5 separate regions of the Homo sapiens genome follow, and all the other regions are linked to region 1. Evidence: chromatin loops called from intact Hi-C (ENCODE). Cell type or tissue: PC-3. All regions are shown on one strand. Region 1 has its middle 170 kb from the start of LINC02509. Region 2 has its middle 8.4 kb from the start of LINC02509. Region 3 has its middle 58 kb from the start of SPCS3-AS1. Region 4 has its middle 97 kb from the start of LINC02509. Region 5 has its middle 25 kb from the start of LINC02509.

Region 1 (5,000 bases):
CCTTGACTTCAAAGAAGGTGCAGCATGCCAGGACGGGGGACATTTAACGACCAACAGCAAATGTCTTGGTGCTGTGAGTCGGGCCTCCACAGTGCAGTGGGGCAGCGTGGAGAAGTGGGTAGTTCTACTCTGAGATTAACAAAGTGTCCATAAAAGATGGAGTGCTTGAGCAAATATTGAGTAGATGCTGATACTCAACAAGGGAACAAGGGAAGTATCCATGCCAGGCACAGAAAGCAGTATCATCAAAGGCACATGGTAGAAAATGGAATATGGTACATGAGCTTGCAAAAAATTATGCAAAGAGAAGGTCAGAAGCTGAGGCATAGATAGACATGAGGAACTATGGCCATATAGAAAAGGGTGATATAGGCCAGGCACGGTGGCTCAGGCCTGTAATCCCAGCACTTTAAGAGGCCAAGACAGGCGGATCATCCGAGGTCAGGAGTTCAAGATCAGCCTGACCAACATGGAGAAACCCTGTCTCTACTAAAAATACAAAAAATTAGGCAGGCATGGTGGTGCACGCCTGTAATTCCAGCTACTCGGGAGGCTGAGGCAGGAGAATCGCTTGAACTCGGGAGGCGGAGGTTGCGGTGAACCGAGATCGTGCCACTGCGCTCCAGCCTGGGCAACAAGAGTGAAACTCTGCCTAAAAAAAAGAAAAGAAAAGAAAAGGGCGATATAATCAAATATGAATCTGGGTTTTAGAAAGATCATTCTAGAGGCATTAAGATATCTCACCAGACTCAGAGAAATGATTGATTTTTGCCCTCCACATTTAAGATGAGATTCTTAATGTCCTAGGGTAGTAGTTATGCCTCTGAGATGACAATGAAGAACAAATGTTTAAAATACAAAGAACACAAATAAGGAAGCCTTGGTGATTGGAGATGGGAAATAAGAAAAAGGCCATTCCAAAGATTATCTAAATTTCCTTTTTGGGTGACTAGGCAAATCAGGATTCCATTTTCTGACACAGGAAATAGATTAAAAAGAAGAAGGTTTGAGGAAGAAAGATTTTCAATCTGGCTTTAGACTGAGCATCAGTGTGGTCTAGCAGAAATGTACATTTTGGAAGAAGACAGAGTTGAGTTCAAACCCCAGGTGTGCTGTGTATTAGATCTGTGGCCTTGGTTCTCTCCTTTATGTCCCTGAGCCATGATTCCATCTGTAAAATATGGATCACAATTTCTTCCTTGCAGAATTGTTCTGTCTTACAATATGTACAAGATGCTTATTGGTGTCTCGTGAAATGGTGACTGCTACCATTCCAAACCTGGCAGGGGTACCTGTGTGAAATCCAGGTGAGATTCTCCACTGGCTGCTGCAGAGCTGAGATTCATTGGACCTCGATGCATACATGCTCCTTTATTGAAGATGTCCAAAAATGTTGGTCACATTTCAGTTAATCTGATGATGAGAGGGATGCAGTGAACCACAGAAAAGGATGAATATCTTCAATAAGGATGAGAAGAAAGGAAATATCTTTCTATCAATTGCTTTTTGCCAGGAAAATTTACACAAATATGTCATTTCAATCCTTTCAAACCCAGGGAAGTATATGATTTTATCTCAAATTTAACTAATAAGGAAACTGAAATTCAGGAATATTAAGTGGCTTTCCCAAGGCCACACAGCCAGTAAGTCCCTATTAGGAATTGGGCCTTGATAGGCAGCAAAGCCAAGGTGATGTCACTACACGAGAGTTTGTGTGTTTCTTCCATGCTGTAGTCTTCCTTTCCCCAGGTAGATAGAGAAAGGGTCAAATCGCACAATGCTTTGGTTGTGCGCAGGACCATAATGGCCCCGGGTGTACAGGCTGGCGACTTACTGATACAAGCCTGGGGACGGAGCTCACGGAAAGCTCAGCACTGAGTCACAGACATGACTTAGAAGTGCCAAACTTCATTTTAGAAGACCTGGGAGGGTCATATTTTTTTCTTGGAAAATAAATAAAGTAAGATTTAACAACACACTGTGTTTCCTTTATAAAATAACAAATGCCCTGCAAGAAATATGTATTATCTCTATCACTCGGGGGAATTCAACGTAGAATTTGTCCCTGAGCTTTAGCAAGGGCTGTGAGAGGGATGCACACTGCCCTCTGCTGGGGGGTGTGTATAAGCACACGGTGTACAGTGCAGTCTTCATCAAAGGAGCTGTATTTTGTATGTTACTTAGAAAAGTAACAAAGGGTGACAATGTGTATGAGCGACACAGTGTTTACAGATGCATCCCTGATGCATAGTGCATCCCCCTCACAGCTCATCTTAAAGCTCCAGGACAAATATATATACTGTGTGTGTGTGTGTGTATATATATATATATATATTTCCATATTTTCTCCTTATAATATCACAGATTGGCAAATGACAGCAATCTTTAGCTTTTGTTTAAAGATACAGAAAATCAAGATGGTCAATGAGACCTCCAAGGACATACAAATATTCACTCATCAGAGCAAGATGTAACTCACTTTAGCATTCTCTATAAAAGAGCAATTCATGATTATTAGAATGCACATGAATCACTTGGGAATTTGTTTAAAAAAAAAATGGGCCTCATTCCCAATGACTCTGACCTAGTTACTTGAGTGAAGCCCACGAATTTGCATTTTTAACAAATGGCCACATATTCTGAGGCAGGTCATTCACAGACCTTGTTCTGAATAAACACTGATCTACAATCCTCTTTATCTCCCAAAGTTTTTTATTAAAAGTTGACTTGCAGAAAACTTCAGATTTTAATTTTTCTTTCCATCTGTGTAACCCTAAACAATATTATTTACCCTCTTGTGTCCATCTCTTCATCTGTAAACACTATGTGTTGCTCATACAAATTCTTACCCTTTGTTACTTCTCTAAGTTTGTGAACAGAAATATGTAGCACTTATATATGGGTGCTCAGTTGATAATTCATTTCTCAAAGGCATTACTATTTTAAATTATAATAAAAAATAGGCAAACTGCCGGTCAGGTCCTATTTTCCACAGGACACATACAGGAAAATAAGTCTTAGAGACTTAGTAACAGCTGGTAAGGGCAAAACCTTGCTTAAACTTGGACTTTCTAACTCAAATCCAATTCTCACTTTGCTGCAGACTCTGTCATCGGAAGCTTTTCTCAAAATTCTTACCCATATGTTTTTAACTAAGAAATAAAGGCATACTGAGTTCTCTTAGTGCCCTAGGAAATGTTGGTCAAACTCAAGGGAAAACTCTGGAATATTTTCTCTGTTCTTCCTAGTAAACTACCTGACGTCTACTGGGTGCCCTATAGACATTGTCAGATTTATTGTGAGGCCATCTTGGGACTCACACTTTGACCAAAGTAAAACTGTTGCTCTAATTCTAATCAATCTCTCCCCAATATATAACTTGAGTGGGGATTCTCATGAGAGGATACATGTAAGAGTTTTCCTGGCTAGAAACATATTTGTTTTTAGTTTGATATAGAATCCCAGAGATTACATTTGACCAAAACATTTCCATGACCTTTTCCCTGCATCATAAATCACAAAAATGTAAAGATTATCCCTATATGATTTAATGCTATGATAAATTAAGTTTTAAAGTATTTTTATGGATAGAGAAGTATTTGCTAACAATTCTGTTCTATACTTTTTCTGTTGAGAAAACACACTTCCTAGCCCTTTTAACTTCTACATCTCTGAAAACCTCAGGAAGAAAGTGTGTTAGGGGATATGAATATAAGAGAACTGTGGCTGAATTTTAAGAATTTCATGATCTCAAGCTCCTTCTTGCACAATTGAAATAGAAAATAAAGGATGGCTTTAACAGGGAAGGTATATTTAGCTGTGATTTAAAAAACAAACGAATTAGATAAATTAGCAGTAGTTTGCCTGTTTGAAAAAGCAAGAATCTTTCCCAGGTTATTACTTTGGTTGTTACTTTTTCTCTTCAATAAGAGAGTAGACCAAATAAAAGTTTAATCTAAAAGTTACCAGTTCAGTCTAAACAAGGAGAGCAAGAAACTACATTCAAGCACAAACTTAACATTAGATAATTACATTTCTTAAATCAAACTTTTGGCCAAAATGGAACTGTAGGCAAGCTTCTATTCCAAAAACCATCCAAAACAATTCAAAATGCTCTAAGAATGTAACAAGACACAGCAACAAGACAAATGATAGAAAGCATTTAAAAAAAAAAAAAAGTCCTCAAATTATAGTGTAAAATTCAGAATAAAAGAGTTGCCTCACTTAGAAAGCTTTTTTTAAAAACTCATATAAACACACACACACACAGATACACAATCCATATCATCTACAGGACTGATGAATGGATAAATCTATTTAAAGATAAGCTACACACATATCTGACATAAATTGTACCATACTTTTCATTTCACTCAATAAATTTCTAATGAAAGAAGAAACAGTCTGTGCTAAAATACAATCTATATTTTAATAATAACTGATCCAGGAGCACCTTTATATACTCTAATCTCAAGTGAAATAATCTCTAACATAATAGAAACTTGATTTCTACTTAAGTAATGTTGAGTTTCTTTTAAAAAATATTTTTTTCTCTCTTAGGAGATTCTTTTGTCAACATTACACATATTTAGAGAGTGTTCTGTTCACCAATTAAAAAAAAAAAACTTCCAAAATAAATCCCTTCTTAGCCTTTTTCTTCAATGGCAGGGATCCAATATCTGCGGTAATTTTGCTCCTTATTATTATTTTTTGCCCAAACCCATCCATTTCCATCCTTCCTTAATCTCTTCTGTGCCCAAGGTGACACATGGCACCCTGTAGACCCTGTGACCTCTCTAAACCCCATGAAATCCGGCCTCATTCCTGCTGGTTCCAGCTGGTACACACAATTGGAGGCATCAGTACAGGACTCTGGAGCTCCGGAATGGAGAAATGTCAGCATATTTTCCCTGCTCCCTTCCTTCTTTGTTCCATTCCCTCCCTGTCTCTGGCCCCATTACTTGCTTCCAGTTTTCATTAGGCCCTGAGAAAATTAATTC
Region 2 (5,000 bases), 160 kb before region 1:
GCTCAGTCACTGGATATATCCATAACAATTATTTGAAATCAGTTCCTACCTATAGACATCTATGGAGCTACTGCAGAATTACATGTCTTGATAACCAATAACAAACAGAAGTTTGGTACGCTCATTCCAGTTTTTATTGCCATCTGTGGTGTGTGAGAATCCCTATTCCTCTCCCTGTTCCTCTCACCCACTTTGGCACCAGTGTTATTATTCCTTTTTAATTTTACCAATTTTTTTTTACAAGGAAAATGTCATCTCACTATTTTAATGTGCACAGTGCTTACTTTTCAAAACTTTCTTACACATATGTATGCAACTCTCTAGTTTACAAAGGTTCATTCTTCTGCTCTGTAAACTGTTTCCTGTGCTTAATTTGGAAAGTGTGAAAGGCCAAATTTTTGTCATTAGAGCTACCATTTGAAATAGTTTCTGAGCTTTTAAATTTTATCAACCAATAAACTATAAAGATAAAAATAGAACTGACACAAGATTGTCAAATAAGACATCATTATTTTGCCAAATAAAGATGTAAAATGCAAACCAATAAAAACTTTTTCAAACCATCTTTTTTTAAAGAAGAGGATTTTTTAATACAAGAAATAGAATAGCATAATCTCAAATTTAAAAATTGTTTATTACATTGAACAAATATAGTTTTAAGAAAACTTGCTATAATTGTTTCTATTTTTCACATACATTGACAGACAATGGAAATTTCACTGGGAATAGCAATGTTTCTTGGATCGGCCATGATTACCTCAGTGCAATTATACTGCTATTCAGCCGACCACATCCTCATAAAGCCAGGTCACTTGAAACAATGTCTGTCTGGGTGAGTTTTGGAGGCAATTGGCAGTTTCCTTTAGGTACTGTCAGTACAATACATTGATATATTTAGACTGGGATGTTGTAGACATAGCTATGTGTGATTATGCCTATTTATTCTTGATATTATCTTTAGGGCTTCTGAATTACTAAGAAAAATCTAGATGTCATTAGGCTCCTGAATTTAGATCTCTGAATAGCAACCAAAGAAACTAATTTAGACAGCATAGTCTCAGCTTGGAGAAAATTCTACTCTTAAAGCCACATTTGTTGATTCCCTTGGAAAACATTCTTTTTTTTTTTTTTCTCGAGATGGAGTTTCACTCTTGTTGCCCAGGCTGGAGTGCAATGGTGCAACCTCGACTCAGTGCAACTTCCGCCTCTCAGGTTCAAGCGATTCTCCTGCCTCAGCCTCCCCAGTAGCTGGGATTGCAGGCTCCCGCCACCACACCTTGCTAATTTTTTGTATTTTTAGTAGAGACAGTTTTTCACCATGTTGGCAAGGCTGGTCTCGAACTTCTGACCTCAGGTGATCCACCCACCTCGGCCTCCCAAAGTGCTGAGATTACAGGAGTGAGCCACCGTGCCCAGCCGGAAAAACATTCCTTAAAAGTGTTTTACTTCCCAAAGCTTGTTCCAAAGGCTGGGCAGATTCTACACTGCAGGTATCCCAGAAGCTGAAGAAGGAACTGCCCAATAGGACTTATTTGCACTCTTCCTTAAAATGTCGCGGTGTGGAGTTGTGTTAACACTTCACGTGTCCTATTGCTTTCCCTAGATTTGTCCAGCTTCTGCCACTTACTAAGAGAGAGTATGTGTTTCCGAGGCGAATTGCCTGTTGCTAGCTGAGATTAGCAAAGCTTCGATAGCCAAGAGTAAACATTAGTTCTGGCTACTGCTTTTTATCCTTACTTTTTATCTGGTCTAATGTCAACACAAATTCTCCTATTACTGTCTTTCAAAATGACTTGGGAATATTGCGGTTCATGCCAAAATCAACATGAAAATAAGGTAGAGCATATTCTGTTTGGGCTGAGAGAGCAATAATATATTGTTGTTTTTCTTCTGTCTGCACATAGCCCTACATTTAGGCACTTTAGCATGTCCAGCCAAATTTTGCTTCCTAACATAGGTTTCATGTTCCTGTAGATGTTTTGTGGGATGCTCCTTCGGTATTAAAATGTGTATTTCAAGAGGCAGCCGTAGATTCTATTAAGCGTGTATGTAAACGGAGAACAAATTTTTCCCGATCTTTATCCTTTCTTTAATGTAGATAAATTCATTATGAGTTGTGCCCTGTGTGGGCTCAGTGGCAGGAACTTGCGAGATGCACACATTCCCAGGAAATGAGTTTATTTGCTCAGTAATATTATATAAATATATTGTTACCCCCATTTAAAAAGTCACCCTAAACACCCATAATGAAGGAAGTGCATAAGCTCTGACTCTTTAGGTCAATGTTTTCTGTGCTAAGCCATTAAAAGAGCATTTAGGAAAGGCTTAACCTTACTGAAATCATGTACATTTATGACACTAGAACGCTAAGTCTGTTAACAAGTCAGTCATGCACTTGGAATAACTGTTCTTCCAGGTTGAGTGTCTCTCTCCTCAAAACCACAATACCACAATTGCTATAAATGGATTTATAATGTTTAGCAAAAACTAAAATGTGTCTACATTTGAAGAATGGAATGGAGGTTTTAAAAAAGAATTTCGTGATTCAGAGACAGTTAACAGTCTTCTGACCTGGAAGAGGCCAAGATAGCAATTTCACCAGCAGAACCTTGAGTAAATAGAACAGCAGTTATTGTTATTTCCACTCAGGGGGAAATTACTTCCCTTGAATTGTCGTCAAGAGGAGTGGTTCTGATGATGTTCAGACCTGCTTCTGTGTCTTGGGACCAGGCCAGGACATCGCAGGAAGGGCCAGCCACTGCAGCATCACCCTCTGCGGTGCTCAGAGCTACCTCTCTGATGTTGTGGAGACAGAGCTCCTTGTAAGCCTTAACCATACCATGGTACTCAAGCCAATATGCCCACCATTTGCAAGTGCAGCATGATGTTTAGGATATAATGGGGATTTGAAGTAGGAGGCTTAGTTTTTTTTAGCTGTGTGTTAGTTATTTAGACTTGGTTAGTCATGTGATATGGAAATCAATCTGACATTCCCTACAACCTAGGGTCTATACATAGTATCTGAATAAACAAATTTGCTCTCCAATTCCCATTTCGTAGTCATTCTTTAAACACATCTTAACTAGAAGCAGAAACTATTGTTTCATGAAAATGGCTATACACTTATATATACTTTAATACACTTATGTATACTTTAGCTAAAATGAAATTTGTAATTGTGTCTGCTCTAGTGTATAATACATGCTCTCATATATAAAATAATAATTATGATGGCTTTTTGTAATCATTATTATTTAATTACAATATGTTAACAATAACAATAATAATACTCTTATATTTCACAGACTACTTCAGGTACAGATTATAATAAGATAACTCAAATCTCTACCTTTAATAGGAATTTATAATTTTGGGCTATGTGTTCCAGATGCCAAAGTCTCCTTTAAACTATCATAATTTATGAGAATTTATAATATTTAAAACAAATGAAAACTGTTTTATAATGAAATAATTTAATTAATTTGTGTGTGAAGTCAATGAATTTCTAAGACTGAATGTCCGGTTTGCCCACTCTGAATACTCTTGCATGACTGGTAGCAAAATTGGTCCTCACACATCAAACATAAGCTTTCTTCTGATGCTAGAAAGGCTGCTCTCTAGGAAAGCAAGAGTGAGATTCAATAAAATCCTGGTCTAGGTTTGAGTATGGGCTACGCTACACTGTCATGTGTGAGCTGGAGAAGTCTTTTGGCTTCTCCATACTTTGGCTTCTTAAATTGATTCATTTATTTGGCAATGATAATAATGTTCTAATGGGGCTGTTGGAAGACTAAGTAAGATAGTGAATGGAGAGTCCTACTCAATATCTGACTCATAGGTTCTCAGTCAAAGCTTTTATCATTATTATGTGATGCCACAATGTTTAGGCATTGTCTCAAGATAAAACTCAGGGAGAATTGAGTACAACAAGACAAGATCGAGTTGTACTCATTTTCCATTTTTCAAAAATGGTTTTTGTACTTTCTAGATTATAGAATCTGTGCTGAAAACTTGGATATAAAAAAATTGGATATTAAAATAATGGAGATTGATATTAAACAGGTAATCAGATAAAAATCACAAATGCTATTTAAAAGGGAGATTTATTTCCTTACATTTTATATTAAATTGTTTAGATTTGTACCTCTTTCATTTAGTTTACACCAATAAACATTCAAGATCTACCCCAGGTTAACTGTCAAAAGCCCTTATTATAAGCCCATTACTACTATAGAAGCCCACAGAGATAATGGGTTCCAGGACACTAACATTTTGGAGTTACTTAAGCAAAGACGCTGTCAATGACAGGAGCCTCCTATATCAAATCTACTCACTTGAGATTTAAGATGTTTCAATTTTGTAAGACCAATAGTTTCTATTTCTTGCTTTCTGATCCCACTAATTGTAATTCTCATTTGTGAAGTCTACCTAATAAAGACTTTTAGAAAGTTTAACTCCCATGTGCTTCAGGACCTTTGTGTGCAAGAGGGTATTAAGATTTCTGCTTTCATATCTGAGTAGTATTCATGATGAAAGATGCCCTAATGAAAACAAATTATTTCATTTAGTTCAATTCCCTGAAGTAAGAAATTTTTGGATCCTTGTTCTAAGAGAAAGTATAATTTTCTGCAATTTGTGAAAAAAGATTAGTTTTACTATGATTACCCCAAATTCTTGTTCTGTGTAGACAGATCCCTTATCTGATTAATGATGAATGGAATAGGATCCAGTCAGTCCCCTGGCTTTTCTCTTTTTACATGTAAAACAAACCAGAACATCTTTCATATTCGCTTTGACTGACAGACTCAGAGAATAGAGCTAAACTGCAAAAACAACCGGGGTGCAACCAAAAAGAGCTGTCGGGTGAGGAAATGTCTCAACTCTGTGAATGGCCTTTAAAATCCTGCATTTGCTAAGTGATTCCTCAGTTTTATTAAGAAAACATTAATTATCCTACATGAATTAATTTTTACTATTTCAAAGAAAACACTTAGCTTGTT
Region 3 (5,000 bases), 670 kb before region 1:
ATATTTTTATAATCAGTCAGATTGTTTAGTATATTCCATAAGCATGTTACCTAATAAAACAAATAATGTTTTTGTTACAAGAAAATACTTATTTCAAAGAGGTTCTCATCAGTCCTTTGACCACTGGTTTAGTTATTGCAAGACAATGGGAAGAATAGCAGTTGTACTTGTGAAAAAACAAAAGTAGCATTATCTGCTGCATTTTTGGTTGATTTCCACTAGATGGTAGTATTGAATTCAAGATTCAACCTGCTATATATTTTAATGCAGAAATTTGATAAATTACAGAAGACATTTGTATTGTGTTACTTTTACCGTCTATGTTAACATTTGAAACCATATTCAGACTATGTTTATGCATGTTGGAATTTTTTTAAAAAATACAACTTCTGGAAATTTGAAAACTTCTTAAGAAGCTGGTGCAATATTAGATATATTGTATTGTAATTCATAGAAATAATCTTTTATTATGAAACTTTTTAAAATAATTTTTGCATGTGTTTTAAATTCTGATCATAGTCATTTTCTTTTTCAGGCAAAATGTAGATTTCGTTTTTAGTCTGTGGAAAGAGTAAGAGAAAAATAACATGAAAATATATTTTTTTTCAAATGTTTCTGTCAGGAAAGATAGGCTCTTGGCAGGTGTGTTTGTGTGTAAAAATAGACTATCTTCGAGTACATATTTTCACTTCAATTTCCATGAGGCATTATAAACAAAGACAAAAATTAAAAAAAAAAACACTTTTGCAATTAATGAATGATGAGTACAATATGTAGCTAATTGCCCTGATTATGTTAGTGTGTTATTGCAGAATAATAATGAACTGAATGAACCTGTTTTCCTTTGCTGTATTCCTAACCAGATGCACCCCTGGAAGATACATTAGGAGTTATCTAGTCCATCTCCATCATTGTACTAATGAAGAAACTGAGGACTGTGACTGCTTTTTAAACTGTTCTAGAGAAAAAAAGGAAAGATGGGTTCCATTGACTCTGTTGAATACTCTCTTACTGATTTACAGATCTTTACCAAGTACTTGCTTGCAGAGAATATCCAAAAGCAGGACCAGATCATGATACTCTTCAGGACAGTCCCTAATAGTTTTCACTAGAAAGGTATACAGTTAAAAAGTAGCGTAAAATGGTATTGACACTGGAAAATACAAAAGTACCTTGAATTAAATTGTATGGTGAAAAGCACCAACCGTGGAATCAGGTAGAATTAAGTAATGAATTTCAGCTCTGTCACTTACAATCTGTGTAACGTTGGGCACATTTCTGCACCTCTCTGCCATTAAATCTTCTCATTTACAAAATGGAGTTAAAAATACCTACCACGTGAAATTATAGGATATCCTAAATGGAATAACTTAGTAAGCTCTCAAGAAATCGTTCTCCCCTTGCCTCATTAAGAAATCATTTTTAAAATGGGAACTACGTTAAAGCCCAATTTAAGGCATAGATCAGCAATGTTTGATGGCATGGATCTGTCTATTTTGGGGCTAAATTGTGTTCTGACCCTCCAAATGATCAATTCTAATTAATTCCTTGGTTGTAGATTTGTAAAGCCCGTTTAGTTGATTGCACAGACGTGGCCAGAGTCAAGGTACAGGAACCCACAGACTATAGAAATCAACGATAACATGTAGAAAAATCACAGGCAACAGAAATGCACTATTTTTAGAGATTGTATAACTGCTCTAGGGTGAAGCTATCTTGATTGGACTCAGCATAGTGCAACAGAACAGAATTACACAAGATGCCCCTTTCCATTACACCCCATTATTCCTCTGTTTTTGAGGATTTATGCTAACATTGTTCTGTTACAGATTGTAAACATTGATGTATTCTGAAACTGTTAACTGTAAGCATTTATGCTTGCATTGTTTTCTGTTCATTTCTCTTGTATTCCAGCAGATGTCAGTCATTCTCTTTAAATAATCTCCATTTATTCTCACCTGCCTATGACCAGCTGAAGGGAAATCACCTTTAGTTATGTCAAAGTGACATGTTTGTTGAACTGTAACAATAATAATGCTCCCTATTAACCTATCAGGGACTTGAGCCATTTTGCATTCAAACAATGATGAATTTTTATTTTCTTATTTAATTATTTAAAAAATCTCCATCTCAGTTTCCAAAATGTGTAACTAGAAAATAAATGAGAAGCCAGAGAAGACATGCAGAGAATTTAAATTTGCACTTGTGGTAAAATAATCTGCACTTGCGTAGGAGAAGACAAATCACTCCTTGATGTCAATGTACGGTTATGATTTTACTCATACTTTAGAATTTTAAAATGTCATGTAGTGTGATATATATTCATGCAGATGTGGGTGAAACAATGTGCTTTTTAATCATTCCTGCTACAATCACAAACAATCATTATGTCTAGCCATTGATCCTAGCACAGGGCTTGTCAGGTAAGGGCAGATTTTATAAAACCTGGGTAAAACAAGCTTAATTTGCGTAAATTGAGTTTTTTTCTAAAAGTGAGAGGGTACCTTTTTAAAGAAAATGTAGTAAATGCAAAAGTCAATGAATCCTTGGATGTTTCTCAAACTATCTTTGTGTTTTAAATCTACTTTCTCATTTTAATAGGAATTAATCATTTATCCTCAAGGAATATTTTCCTTAAAAGGGAAGAATATTACCAGTTTTTCTCAACAAATCTCGAATTCATTGTGGGGAAACTGATGATGTCTCTTCATTTGTTTTGTGATTCTTGTATTTTAAATCAGTTCATTGAAACAGCCTGGCTGAGTGCTGTATTTAAGTATAGAAATTTCTGCTCATATCTGGTGGCTCTTGCTGAAGGAGGGACATAGAGCTAGAATGCTTGTCAGGGATCCCACCTTAACCTGCTCCTGCCCCTTAGATAGATCCTCATTGTCTACAGGCCATTTGCAACCAGGCGAAATAAAAATTACCATGTTTCTCTTTATTTTATTTATTGAAGATTTTTGACTTTGTATATAATTTACATAGCTTTTAAATACAAAAGCTAGTTTTAAGGAATGTATATTAAACAGTGGTTATTTGCCAGGACAAAAGATACCATACTAGAGAAAAGCTAGGAAAAGAAGAAACATAGTTTCATACTAAACAACTATTTAATAATTTTAAGAAAAACAGTACAGTTTAATATTTGAGAAGGGAAATATGCTATCATTCTGAAAATCTTGTATGCAGAAAACTCTTAGTTTTCTAACCTAATGGTAGTTTCTATACTAGATTTAAAACTTTTTGTACTAGGCCTTTTCCTCAAAAACTTCTGTAAAACCTTAAATGTTTTATTATCAATGCATATATAGGAATGCATATATAGGAATTTACAAAGTAAAAGAAGAGAGCAATACTCATGTCTGTCATTGATTCACACATTGTCCCCTTTAGATGTGACTGAGAGGGTGGTGGCTCACGCCTGTAATCCCAACACTTTGGGAGGCTGAGGCAGGTGGATCACCTGAGGTCAGGAGTTCCAGACCAGCCTGGCCAACATGGCAAAACCCCTTCTCTACTAAAAATACAAAAAATAGCCAGGCATTGTGGCAGACGCCTGTAATCCCAGCTACTTGGGAGGCTGAGGCAGGAGAATCGCTTGAACCTGGGAGGCAGAAGTTGCAGTGAGTGGAGATCATGCCACTGCACTCCAGCCTGGGCAACAGAGCAAGACTCCATCTCAAAAAAAAAAAAAAAAAGAAGAAGTGACTGAGTACTCAGTTATCCAGCTTTTAGGGCAAAGTGATCAAATGATAACAGAAAGGAAGAGGCAAGAGAAGGATTTTACAAATACAAATAGTAATGATGGTCCAGGGACATGATGGAAATCGCAGGATGAAGCAGAGAAGGGAGCTCTGTGTGTTCCCTGGGTGGAGATTGTACTAATGAGCTGCTCACATTTGAGAAACACAGATTGATGAGCTTCTCTGGCAATTGTTATGCAGCAATATTCCCATAAGAAGTCACAGTAGTTATCACAGTATCAGAGCACCGTAAAATAAACACATTGCTTTTTCCATGAACTTGAATATTTAATGTTAGAGATGAGTACAATGGAGGCAAATAAATCCTCTCCTCATTTCCTCACATCCCTACTTTTAAAGATTGTCAGGTATTCAATCTCTATCATAGTTGTTTGAGACTTTAGGTCCCTATAGTTTATCATTTTCCAGTAATGTTTTTGAAATGCAATAATTTAAAGATCTCTCGACTCTTGGATTTACATTACAAATGCTGGTGATACAAAAATTTCATTTAAATTAGTCTAGACCATGAAGTATGGACTTTTAGCATATTATATTGTAAATTTGAAATTGAAACACTGTCATGATCTTTTTTTAAAGAATTTAAAACTAGTATTTAAATATTATAAGTTTTTCTCTGAGAAATGTTTTACAATTGTAGTTTATAGTTCTGAGGACTGAGAGTGTAGGAGATTTGCTTAAAACAAGAATGGAGATCAGAGCTAGGGTGTCTACTATATTCAACATTTTTCAAAATTCGCTCTGCCACCTGTCAAGAGCTGAGCTGAGCTGGAGAGAGCTGAGACGCCCGTGGTGGAGTGGTCAATTAAGACAACAAGCCAAAGTGAAAGTAACAGCCAATCCTTTAATGACTTTCTAAGGTAGTAGAATAGGCAAGAGGAAAAAGCTTAACCATTTTAATGTTCCTTTTTTCTCCACAGAAGGGCACTGGGTGAAGGTCCAATGTATCAGTGCACACGGGGGAGTGGGGCGGGGAATTATCTCACCACCTACGTACGGGAGCCCGAACAAAAGGCTCTGGCCATTTTATGGACCCAGGGGTGGGGATGGGGGTGAGCTGGAGAGGGGAGGACTAGGTGTGGGAAACAGTGAATATTGAGTCAGAGAGAAAAAAGAGGCTTCAAGTGTCCTCCCCAGTGAGGAGGCCTCCGCAGAATGACCCGATGAAGAGACCTCCTCTCTCTGAATGCAGGGAGGGCTAGAGATGCAGATATGCATAAGCGCATGGTGCTG
Region 4 (5,000 bases), 76 kb before region 1:
AAATTAAAAGCAAATGATGGTAGAGTATATCTGAACCCAAATATGTCAGTAATTATATTAAACTTAAATTAATTAAATTCTCCAATTAAAAGACTAAGGAGCCAAAGAGTACATAAGCCATATGCACCTGTGTGAGTATCCTGGGGAACTATGGGGAGGGACAAAATTTTTATAAACTTTAAATATAAAGTATATAAATAAAATAGAAAGTTTGTTGAAGACAGGGGGCCAAGGGACAATTCTACCTGTGAGGAAAGGAGACACCCAAATTCAACTGATGAAATTTGGGAAAGGCTCACAGTGGGGAAAGGAAGAAATGTGACCTTGTGGATGAGACCTTTGGGGTATTCACGTTTCTGTTGTTGCTTCTATGTCTGAAATTGATGTGGGACGCAGTTGTGCTTCTCTTTTCCACGTGCACTGAGGGATCCCTGATTGGGAAGTGCTGCAAGCAGAGAAGTGTCAGTGGAGCACAGTCCTCCACCATTTGCCATCGGGGAATGTTGGAGGGGAATGGAAGTGCCTCTATCCTCTTATTTTAAAGTCTTCAGAATATTGGTGATCTCCTGCTGGTTGGCAAGTCACAAGCCTCAGTCACAATGGCACTGAATTTAGAGATATCACACTTTTTCTCTGAGGGATACCTGATACACTCCAAAGTAGTACAGGAGCTTGCTCTATGAGAGAAGTTTATTCGGGCCTATGTGGATGGATTTAAAAAACACAATCCCTCTGGAAGTGAGGGAAAAACTGACATTGTTTTCAGCCTTCCACCACCAAAAGGCAGATTGAAAAGCTTACTGGAGTCTGAGTGTTGAGTACAGTATGTGCTACACTTGGCCCTTCATTTGTTCATTTATGTTGGCTAACGTGCAAATCATCACCCTTTGAATGGATCCCAAACTAGCAGGCAGAACTGGAAGCTATCCAGCAAGCTGAAGCACACGCTCTACCTATGGAAGCTCCCCATTTTAATGATTCCTTTGAACTGTAACCTTCGTGACTTATAATTTTGCTGATTGGACCCTCTAGCAAAGACAGGCAGCCTCAAAATAACGGTTCTCCTTGGAGCTTAGAACTGGTCACCTTCCTGACACAGTTACTAGGCACACTCCTTTTGAAAAGTGGCCATTAGTTTGCCACTCAGCTCTTGTCGAAAATGAATGTCTGATCTGGGGAGGCTCTGTGATTCTCCAGCCTGAAATTCACAATTTGGGGTGGGACAACTCAGATACAATGACTAACACAGCAGGAAACACCCCACAAGCCTTATTTGTCACATTGAAAGAGTATATTCAGTCTTACAGCTTGCCTGGCTCTAACGCTATCTTGGCTCTATATAACCTTTGGGGAAAACTTTATCTTCTGTTCTGCCTTTGGCAGTACAGCCCCTGGCTTAATGGTGCGTTTGGTTTACAGAAATTGCACTAAATGCCTGGTTCTTGTACCCTAGTGGTTTGGCAACACTGAAATTTGATGTTTTCCGTTGAGCTGTTGTGGAACTGAAAATAGGCATGATTCTTCCACTCAGTGGGGAGAATCAAGGTTGGTCTCGTAGCTCCAGCCGATAATGTGCTTAATAAAACTTGTTAGAGATTTTCTGATACTTGATCTGTTGCCAATGGCCTAACTCGTTGGTATCCCACCTGAAAAACTACACACGGGCAGATGAATGACACCCTTCTTGGGGATGCTAACTGTGGAAACCTTGTGACTGGTGATTAGACAACCTACGTGACTCACAGAGCAGGCTGGATGGTTATGTTGAAGGTACTTTGAACCTGCACCCCTCACCTGATGTGTGTCACACACAAGTGCCCCCAACAATTGCAAAAATACTTTATCTCTGGGGACCCATGTGGTCCCAGAATAATACTTCTTGTGTAGAAGCCCAGCGAATTGTATCTTAGGGGTGGTCATAGAGATCTTAAAGTGTTTAAAGAAACACATTAGACCGTGTAACCCTCAGATGATTGTGGGAAACCTCTGAAAAATGAGGACCCAGATGGGAGCTTCTAGAGGGATAAATGACTCATTATTTTGTGCTAGAAGTTACCTCTATTATCGGAGTCATCCAATTAGAAAAAGTAGTATAAAATTTGTCCTTGACTATAGCTGAAGTGAACAATGACACAGCGTTAGCCCTGGAAGGCATTCATGATAGCCTTAACTCACTGGCCCAGGTTGCTTTGAATGATAGAAATGCTCTAGACTTTCTTCTTGCCAGCCAAGACGGAGTTTGTACAATTACTAATACATCCTGCTGTTCTTGCATTAGTGTTTCTGGCAAAGTGGAAAGCTCAATACAAAGACTTAAAGAGAAATCCAACTAGCTTTCTAAGGTCAACACTGATCGTTTATGGGATTTGTTGAGGGGCGCTGAGCCCTGGGGGTCATGGCTAACATGATACTGCAGATTGACCTCATTGTGCTGTTTGGAGTCCTATTGATAAATGCCTTAATTAAATGTTGTGTGAGACAAATTGAATAGATTTTGTCCCAGCTTCTGTCAATCGGATTAATCAGAGTGGATGACAAAGTTGCGTATCTCTGGGAATATTTGCCAGAAGCCAAGACAGTGTAGAACAAAGAACAGATATTATTAAGATACAATATTCTCCATAGATTTATTTTGTTTCTGCAGGGCTTGCAAACATAGGAACTTTTAGCTTTTGTTCTGTACTATCTATTTGTATTAAAAAACAGCCTTGAAAAATAGAGATAATTTTTACCTTAAGAGCAGAGGGCAGGTTTGCTTACGGCCTAATATAAAAGGTTTTTGTTCCCTAAGCTCGAGGAACCTCAGATTTGAACCAAACCCACTGCATGGGTGCCATGCATCTGAGCCCCTCCTTTTCAAACCTACTGGGGAGCAAGTGATGTGAGCATCATGGCCATGCTGCTTTCTGTGCTGTGAGTAATAAAGTCCCTTTCTCTGACCCAAGATCTCGTATCTTCTGCCAATATCCATGAAACTGTGGTGGGATAATTTGTTAGCTTAATAGTGTGACAGAACCTCAGACTTTTCACCATTCTTGACACACGCATCACAAGCAAGTGATATTTCAGCTGGGAAACTAAGTGTGGTTGGTCACTCAAAAATCAAGCAGTGCATGGAATTTCTGATAATGGCAGCATGAAGGTTGTTACATTTCTTCTGAAAATCACAATTACTTTAAAAATGGACAAAATTATTAAAACCAGTAATTTGAATGCAATTAAATTGCAAATAAATCACCAGGAAAGCGACCGGTTACAAGCACAAAGTAAAGGAGAGTTTACTATTGAAGAAATGCAACTGCATTGGTTAAAAGCAGCAATTGTGTGACTTTCTTGACTGAGCGTGCTCTCTTACACCCCCAGGTCTAAGCATGGCCTTATCAGCTCAAGGTGAGAGATGTTAGCACTGAGAGAAGCAGACCCGTGGAAATTGAAAGGGAAATTCTAGAAATGAAAGAGCCACATAGGTGCTGAGATTTAAAATCAAAGTCCATGTTCCCAAATTCCTGGCTCACTGCTAAACTATGCACGTGTGCAGGAGGCTGGCAAATAAAGCAGGCAGAAACTACAGAGAGGCCTACTGTTCAGAAGCAGACTGCTTCTGATGAGATGAGTTCACCACACCCTTGAATGTATGGGTTCCTCTATCTATACAGCTCAAAATATGCAATGAAAATGCAATGCTGGCTAGCTTGAGAACACAGGGAAAACACAGGGAAACTGGGACTGGCATAGCAACTGGAAAATTAAGCGAGGAGCCAGGCAAACAAGACAAACAGATAAGATGGACCCAAAAATACAGTATAAACACTGAACTGACTGCCAAACTGTTTAGGGACAAGGGACACCCTCTAGACACCACATTACAAAAGCAGAAAGGCGAAGACCCCCCACACACACACACACACCCAAAAATGAGCAGCTGCATCACGGTGTGGGGAAGAATGATGCAGCAGGGTGAGTTCATGCTGGTTAAACGCCTAGTAGAACACCACACCAGCAATTTCTGTAAGAAAAAAATTGTTTCCAAAGTTATTCCGGCTTTCTTTTGATTAGTGTTAGCATGATATATCTTTTTTCATTCCATTACATTTAAACTATTTTGGCCTTTATACTTAAGATGTGTTTTCTATAGGTAATATTTAGTTGTGTGTTACGGGTTTTTAAATTGATATATAATAGATGTACATAGTTTCAGGGTACATGTGAAAATTTAATGCATTCATATAATTTGTAAAGATCAAATCAGTTACTTGGGATATCCACCACCTTAAATATTTGTCTTTTCTTTTATGCCAGCAATTCCAGTACTGAGTATACAACCAAAAGAAAGAACATCAATATACTGAAAAGACATTCATGTTTATTGCAGCACTATTCACAGTTCACAATAGTCAAAATGTAGAATTAATCTGTGTCTATTAACAGGTGAAATGTTAAAGAAGATGCTGTATATATACACAATAGAATATTATGCAGCCATTAAAAAGAATAAAATCTTATTATTTCCAACAATATGGTTGAAACTATATTTACATGCATATAAGATCTGTCAATCTTTCTCTGTCAATTCGTGTGATAGGTAATTTATATTTGATTCTTTATATGGTTAGGTTTAAATCTACTATCTTACTTTTGTTTTCTACTTGTCCCATCTATTCTTTATTCCTTTTTTCTCTTTTACTTATTCTTTTGTATTAACTGAGCATTTTTAATAATTCTATTATTTTTCCCTTGTTGGCTCACTTCTCATGACTCTGTATAGTGTTATTTTCATGGTTGTCACAGAGATTATAGTGTACATCTTTAATTTATGACAGTATATCTTCAAGTGATATCATATTACCTCATGTATAGTGTAAGAACCTTGAACAATATACTTCTATTTCTTTCCTCCCAGCTTTGTACTATTGTCCTCCATTTTACTGCGACATATGCTATATATCTATCAATACATTATTATTTTTCTTGCTTTAAGCAGTATATTATCTTTTAAAGGG
Region 5 (5,000 bases), 150 kb before region 1:
TTTACCTAAAATCTATAATAATTACTCATTAAATATCAGGTCAATATTCAAATTTCCAATGATCTCATGAATATCCTAATTATATGTATTTCAATATGACTGAAACAATCTCAATGTTTTGTGATGGTTCCATTTCTCTTAAATCTCCTTTAATCTATGGGTTCATCTTCTTCTTCTTCTCTCTCTCTCTCCTTTTTTTAAACCTCATACAATTTACTGTTGAAGAAGCTGGGAAGTTATTTTCTCCCAGTCTGAACATCACTTATTGTATCCCTGTGGTATATTTTAACTTGTTTCCCTGTCCTCTTATCTAAATATGTGATTACACTTAGATTTGCTTTTTCCATTTTTTGGTAAGATTTGTTTATGGGTGATAATGTGTTATTTCAACCAGAAGCCCATGATATCTGCATGTTCCTAATTTTGTGAGGTTAGCAGTAGCTATGCTTAATGTGATGATCTTTCAATAAATATCTTAATGCTGTATGGTGGGACTATTTTTATTCTATTATTTCTTCTTTATTAACTGAAATATTTATAAAAGAAGAAACTCATTTATTGATTTGGCTATTCAGTGGCACAGTGCACAGGAGAGGTTGGGTAAATGTTTGAGTCTTTACCTATATGCACCAGCTATTCAAAAGAGTGAGTCAGTTCTCTACTATCCAGAGGTGACCAGTTGGCTAAGTTATGTTAGTATCACTCACTATAGCTATTTGAATATAAACATTTAATGTATTGAACTATTTATACTCAAATTTCCCATATCAGGCTATGGGAGCCACTTCAAGATGACTGCTGAACCCGTTGGGCACAACTTTTAGACTTTCGTTATTTTCTTGATAACTGGCCTGAAAGATGGTCTAGGATTTTCTTGACCATTTCTTGACTAAGACCTGGAATCAGCCATTTTTTTTTTCAAGGATCCCTAGTTCCTTTTAATAGAAACAAATCTTAGTCTTGATATCAACTCTGGGTGATATTGAGGCTTATTGTTATGTGGTGGGTCACTGTTTCTAGACTTGTGAAATAGATGGAGCTAGGAAATATAATGTTAAGATAAAATACATCAGTAGTATATTGATACTTTGAATTAAAGACCATGACTATGGGAGTTTTGTTTAAAACCTTCTATTTTGCATTTGTTTCTTCTTTTTCCCAAACTTAGAATTCTAGTTCTCAATAATACCTGAAATAATATCCTTAACATATCACATAATTACTCATCTACTTTATTTAATTATATACATACAAACTCTAATAATAGCACCGAAACTACTTGCAAAAATTGGCTGCTGAAAGTAGGGTTTTTTTCAGTTAATAAGTTACATCCCTTTGACAATGCCTAGTCAAATTATTGTGTTTTAATATCATTTGTAGTCATTCTTCCATCAACTAAATACATATTTTATTTCTTTGCTTTATTTTATATTAGTTTTTTTAGAGATTGCTTTTTTTGAAAAAAAAGTTTATAATTATGTAAAAAATTTCCATGTAGTTCCAAAGTACAATCTACAAAACTAGATATGCTCTAGTCTAGCTTGTCACCGTGTTGTATCGACCCTATTCCTTGTCTCTTGCTTTAGCTAAACATTTTAAAAAGTTATTATTTATCCTTTCATTCTTTAAAACTTCAGATATATACACAATTATGTTCTCACATTACTTATATAAATAGCAACATTATATATCGATATCTCTATATATTCTTTTTACAATTTCATTGTCATATTTGTTCAGTCTTTTATTGTGTTTGATTCAAAAGAGAGTAACTAAAAAGAAAAATGAAAACATTTATTTGATTAAGTCAGAGGAAACAAAGAAATTTTTCCAAGTCTTTGACACTGCTTAAAGCTTTATGTATATTTAAAATGACCTTGCAAATACTAACAGAAATGACATGTGCTTCAAAAGAAGCACCATCATATCTAAGATGGTGAGAAATTAGTTATGAAATGAGTTAGAATATTCAGTGATTTGGTCAGAGTGGTTGAATTAGTTAGTGGTAGTTTTTTATTGATTGATACTTATCTATTATTTTTAAGATGTAACATTTAGTAACGAAGCTCAAATTTGGTTGCTTTAGTTCTATTTTATTGTGAGAAAGAAAAATAAACTAAAATCTTTCTCTCAGGTAAAAAATACAAATGTCATAAACTGATTGATTAAAGCCCCAAAGTTTTATTTAAGTGATAATACTCAATGTCCACAAAAGTAAGGAGAGATTAATATCCTCCATTATTGATGTTGAGATCATGAGAGTGTAAAGTAATACGGTATTTTCAGGGTCATTTAGAAACTGTTCTACCTATGTGGTGAAGGTTTGACCTAGCCATTGCACTTCTAAAATGTTATCCTAATTTTTTTTCATACAGGTGTGAAAGATAGTATATACAAGCATATTCACTTAATGTTTTGTAATAGCTACCTCCTGCCATAAAAAATAAAAAGAACTCATCTTTTACCAGAAGCATTTTTATAAATTAAGGTTTATCACACAATTAAATGCTACATAGCCATGAGAAAATGAACTATATCTACATATTCAAAGATGGCTAAGATGTATCATAGAGTGAAAAAAATCTTTAAAATCTATAGAGAGAATATAGAAAATTATACCAATTGTTAACAGGGATTAACTTTGAGAAATGGGGCTTGGAGGTGAATGTGTGTGTGTGTGTGTGTGTGTGTGTGTGTGTGTGTGTTTATGTGTATGTATTTTGGGAGAGGCACCATATTATATATAATTGTGCATGGGCTTGGAGGTGAATGTGTGCGTGTGTTTATGTGTGTGTATTTTGGGAGATGCGTCATATTATATATGATTGGGCATGGTTTGGATTTCTACATTTACATTTCCAATAGTTCTTTTAAGTATTTGAATTTTTCTTTAAGAATTGCAACTAACAGCCGGGCGCGGTGACTCACGCTTGTAATCCCAGCACTTTGGGAGGCCGAGGCGGGTGGATCACGAGGTCTGGAGACCGTGGCTAACAAGGGGAAACCCCGTCTCTACTAAAGAAAAAAAAAATTAGCCGGGCGTGCTGGCAGGCGCCTGTAGTCTCAGCTACTCGGGAGGCTGAGGCAGAATGGCGTGAACCCAGGAGGCGAAGCTTGCAATGAGCCGCCGCTGCACTCCAGCCTGGGCGACAGAGCGAGACTCCGTCTCAAAAAAAATAAAAAAGAAAGAAAAGAAAAGAATTGCAGCTACATATTATTAAAATGATTTCCATCTGGTAGCAACATGCTTGAATTGTAAAAAAAAGAAATTAAAAAGGAAATAAAACTCATCTATACTAAGAAACTAAAGTGATAAATTAAAAAGCACAGATCAAAAATCAAAGTTTTCATGCATTTAACAGCCATGCCATATAATAAAATACACTGGAGCTAATGATAGTAGAATCGAGCCCATTACAGTTCTTTGGTTTTGACAAATTTAAACAATTATCTTTCAGCACTCCTCCACGTTATCATTTTAAACTTTTAAAAATATAGAAAGTGAGAACATTAGGGAAGATAGGGGTAAGAAAATCAGGCATTTTTTTCACATCTTGTATATATATATACACATCTCTCTCTCTCTCTCTCTCTATATATATATATATCTATATAGAAAAAAATATAGAGAGGCTTGCTACCTTCAGATAAATGACTTTTTGCACTATACACACTTTTGTTAAAAAAAAAAAAAACCAAGGCAGAGCACTGTGGCTCAAGCCTGTAATCCCAGCACTTTGGGAGGCCAAGGCGGGCAGATCTCCTGAGGTCAGGAGTTTGAGATCAGCCTGGGCAACATGGTGAAACCCCGTCTCTACCAAAAATACAAAAAGTTAGCTGGGTCTGGTAGTGTGTGACTGTAGTCCCAGCTACTTGGGTGGCTGAGGCAGGAGAATCGCTTGAACCTGGGATCACCACTGCACTCCAGCCTGGGTGACAGAGCGAGACTCCCTCTCAAAAACATAAAAATAAAAATAAAAGCCTAAAAATAAAATTTCCGTCTTCATTGAAATAGACTACTAAGGAATTTTGACAATTATAATTTATTATTACTATTATTATATTTTAATTAAAATTCTTGGCATTGAATGGGCTCAGAAGGGGGTTGGTTTCCACAATTTAAGATTCCAAAGAAATTCCATATCACAATTTTGTTCAAGGAACAGTTTACATAGGTCACGTTGTGCAGTGGACTGAACCACAGGCATGCAGACAGCGCTGGTGTGAATATTTTAGGCTCCAGCAACATACTGCCTCAACTTCTAGCCCTGTTTCAGTGTTTCTCATTGGTAAAAGGAGATTTTAGTCTTATAGATGTTAGACTTCTCTTCAATATCACATGCTGCATGATTCTAGGTAGTCAATATAAAATTAATCAATAAGAAAATGGCAAATATCAATTAAATGTGTGGTGAAACATTTACTTACCAAGTTCTAATAGTGTTAGAGACAGAGTCATGGAAAAATGGGTCAAGCCAGAAAATGTTCTCTACTGCAGGAGTCTCAGATTCAGACATCTACAGGTAATTTGGATCAGTAAAGGGTGCTGGATTTAAGGCAAAAGAAATGGTGAAGGTTGTGGCAGATATGCATTGCATCCAGCGGCTTGTCGCCATATAGGAATGTGGATCGTGTTGATACGTTTTTCTGATTTTCAAGAGAAGTCAAGAATTAGGACTGTTTCATGAAATTTCTCAATTTCTAAAATATTGTGATGGTTAAACAAAGCATGCCTGTGGCTTAAATACAGACTCTGACTTGCCCATCAGTGACTCCTATTTCCAGAACTGTCTATGAAAACAGCTAGAATTAGTAGTATAGTCATTTCCTCTTTGGGTGAATCTGTGGTTTTGAAGATCACATCATTAAAATGAAATGAAACATAAATGTATTTGTCACACTTACTCATATCTAAAAGGAAAATGAAAGCGAAGATGGTGGACTACATTTTCCTGAAGCCACTGTATAGCTTAGAAAGTGGAAAATTACAACTTAACAGA

The links. Hi-C counts contacts between places; a loop is a spot of excess contacts. Peaks named below come from ENCODE experiments on the same cell type or tissue, not always from the same donor. Only the 100,000 strongest peaks of a DNase experiment are listed, where the experiment ranks them.
Region 2: it touches region 1 in a loop (9-fold over the local background); 2 of 110 quality-filtered maps call a loop at or near these places.
Region 3: it touches region 1 in a loop (12-fold over the local background); 82 of 110 quality-filtered maps call a loop at or near these places.
Region 4: a loop joins it to region 1, with 2.6 times the contacts of the local background. A loop is called at or near these places in 9 of 110 quality-filtered maps.
Region 5: it touches region 1 in a loop (7-fold over the local background); 2 of 110 quality-filtered maps call a loop at or near these places.

The regions. Positions count from the first base shown.
Region 1 is chr4:177,045,430-177,050,429 of GRCh38, forward strand. No RefSeq gene overlaps it. Among named protein-coding and RNA genes, the nearest start is that of LINC02509, 170 kb to the left of the region's middle. In PC-3, a CTCF peak has its summit at 2,085 (motif pointing left); a DNase peak (open chromatin) is centred at 2,102; H3K27ac peaks cover 2,067 bases.
Region 2 is chr4:176,881,597-176,886,596 of GRCh38, forward strand. No RefSeq gene overlaps it. Among named protein-coding and RNA genes, the nearest start is that of LINC02509, 8.4 kb to the left of the region's middle. In PC-3, no CTCF peak of the experiment used is centred here; DNase peaks (open chromatin) are centred at 2,265 and 2,625; H3K4me3 peaks cover 1,695 bases; H3K27ac peaks cover 4,685 bases.
Region 3 is chr4:176,375,990-176,380,989 of GRCh38, forward strand. It overlaps a transcript of LOC124900817 not described here. Among named protein-coding and RNA genes, the nearest start is that of SPCS3-AS1, 58 kb to the left of the region's middle. RefSeq lists an enhancer at 1,914-2,053. In PC-3, CTCF peaks have their summits at 230 (motif pointing right) and 1,921 (motif pointing right); a DNase peak (open chromatin) is centred at 1,962; H3K27ac peaks cover 1,922 bases.
Region 4 is chr4:176,969,703-176,974,702 of GRCh38, forward strand. No RefSeq gene overlaps it. Among named protein-coding and RNA genes, the nearest start is that of LINC02509, 97 kb to the left of the region's middle. In PC-3, no CTCF peak of the experiment used is centred here; a DNase peak (open chromatin) is centred at 2,209; H3K27ac peaks cover 1,669 bases.
Region 5 is chr4:176,898,320-176,903,319 of GRCh38, forward strand. No RefSeq gene overlaps it. Among named protein-coding and RNA genes, the nearest start is that of LINC02509, 25 kb to the left of the region's middle. In PC-3, no CTCF peak of the experiment used is centred here; DNase peaks (open chromatin) are centred at 2,912 and 4,822; H3K4me3 peaks cover 1,067 bases; H3K27ac peaks cover 4,044 bases.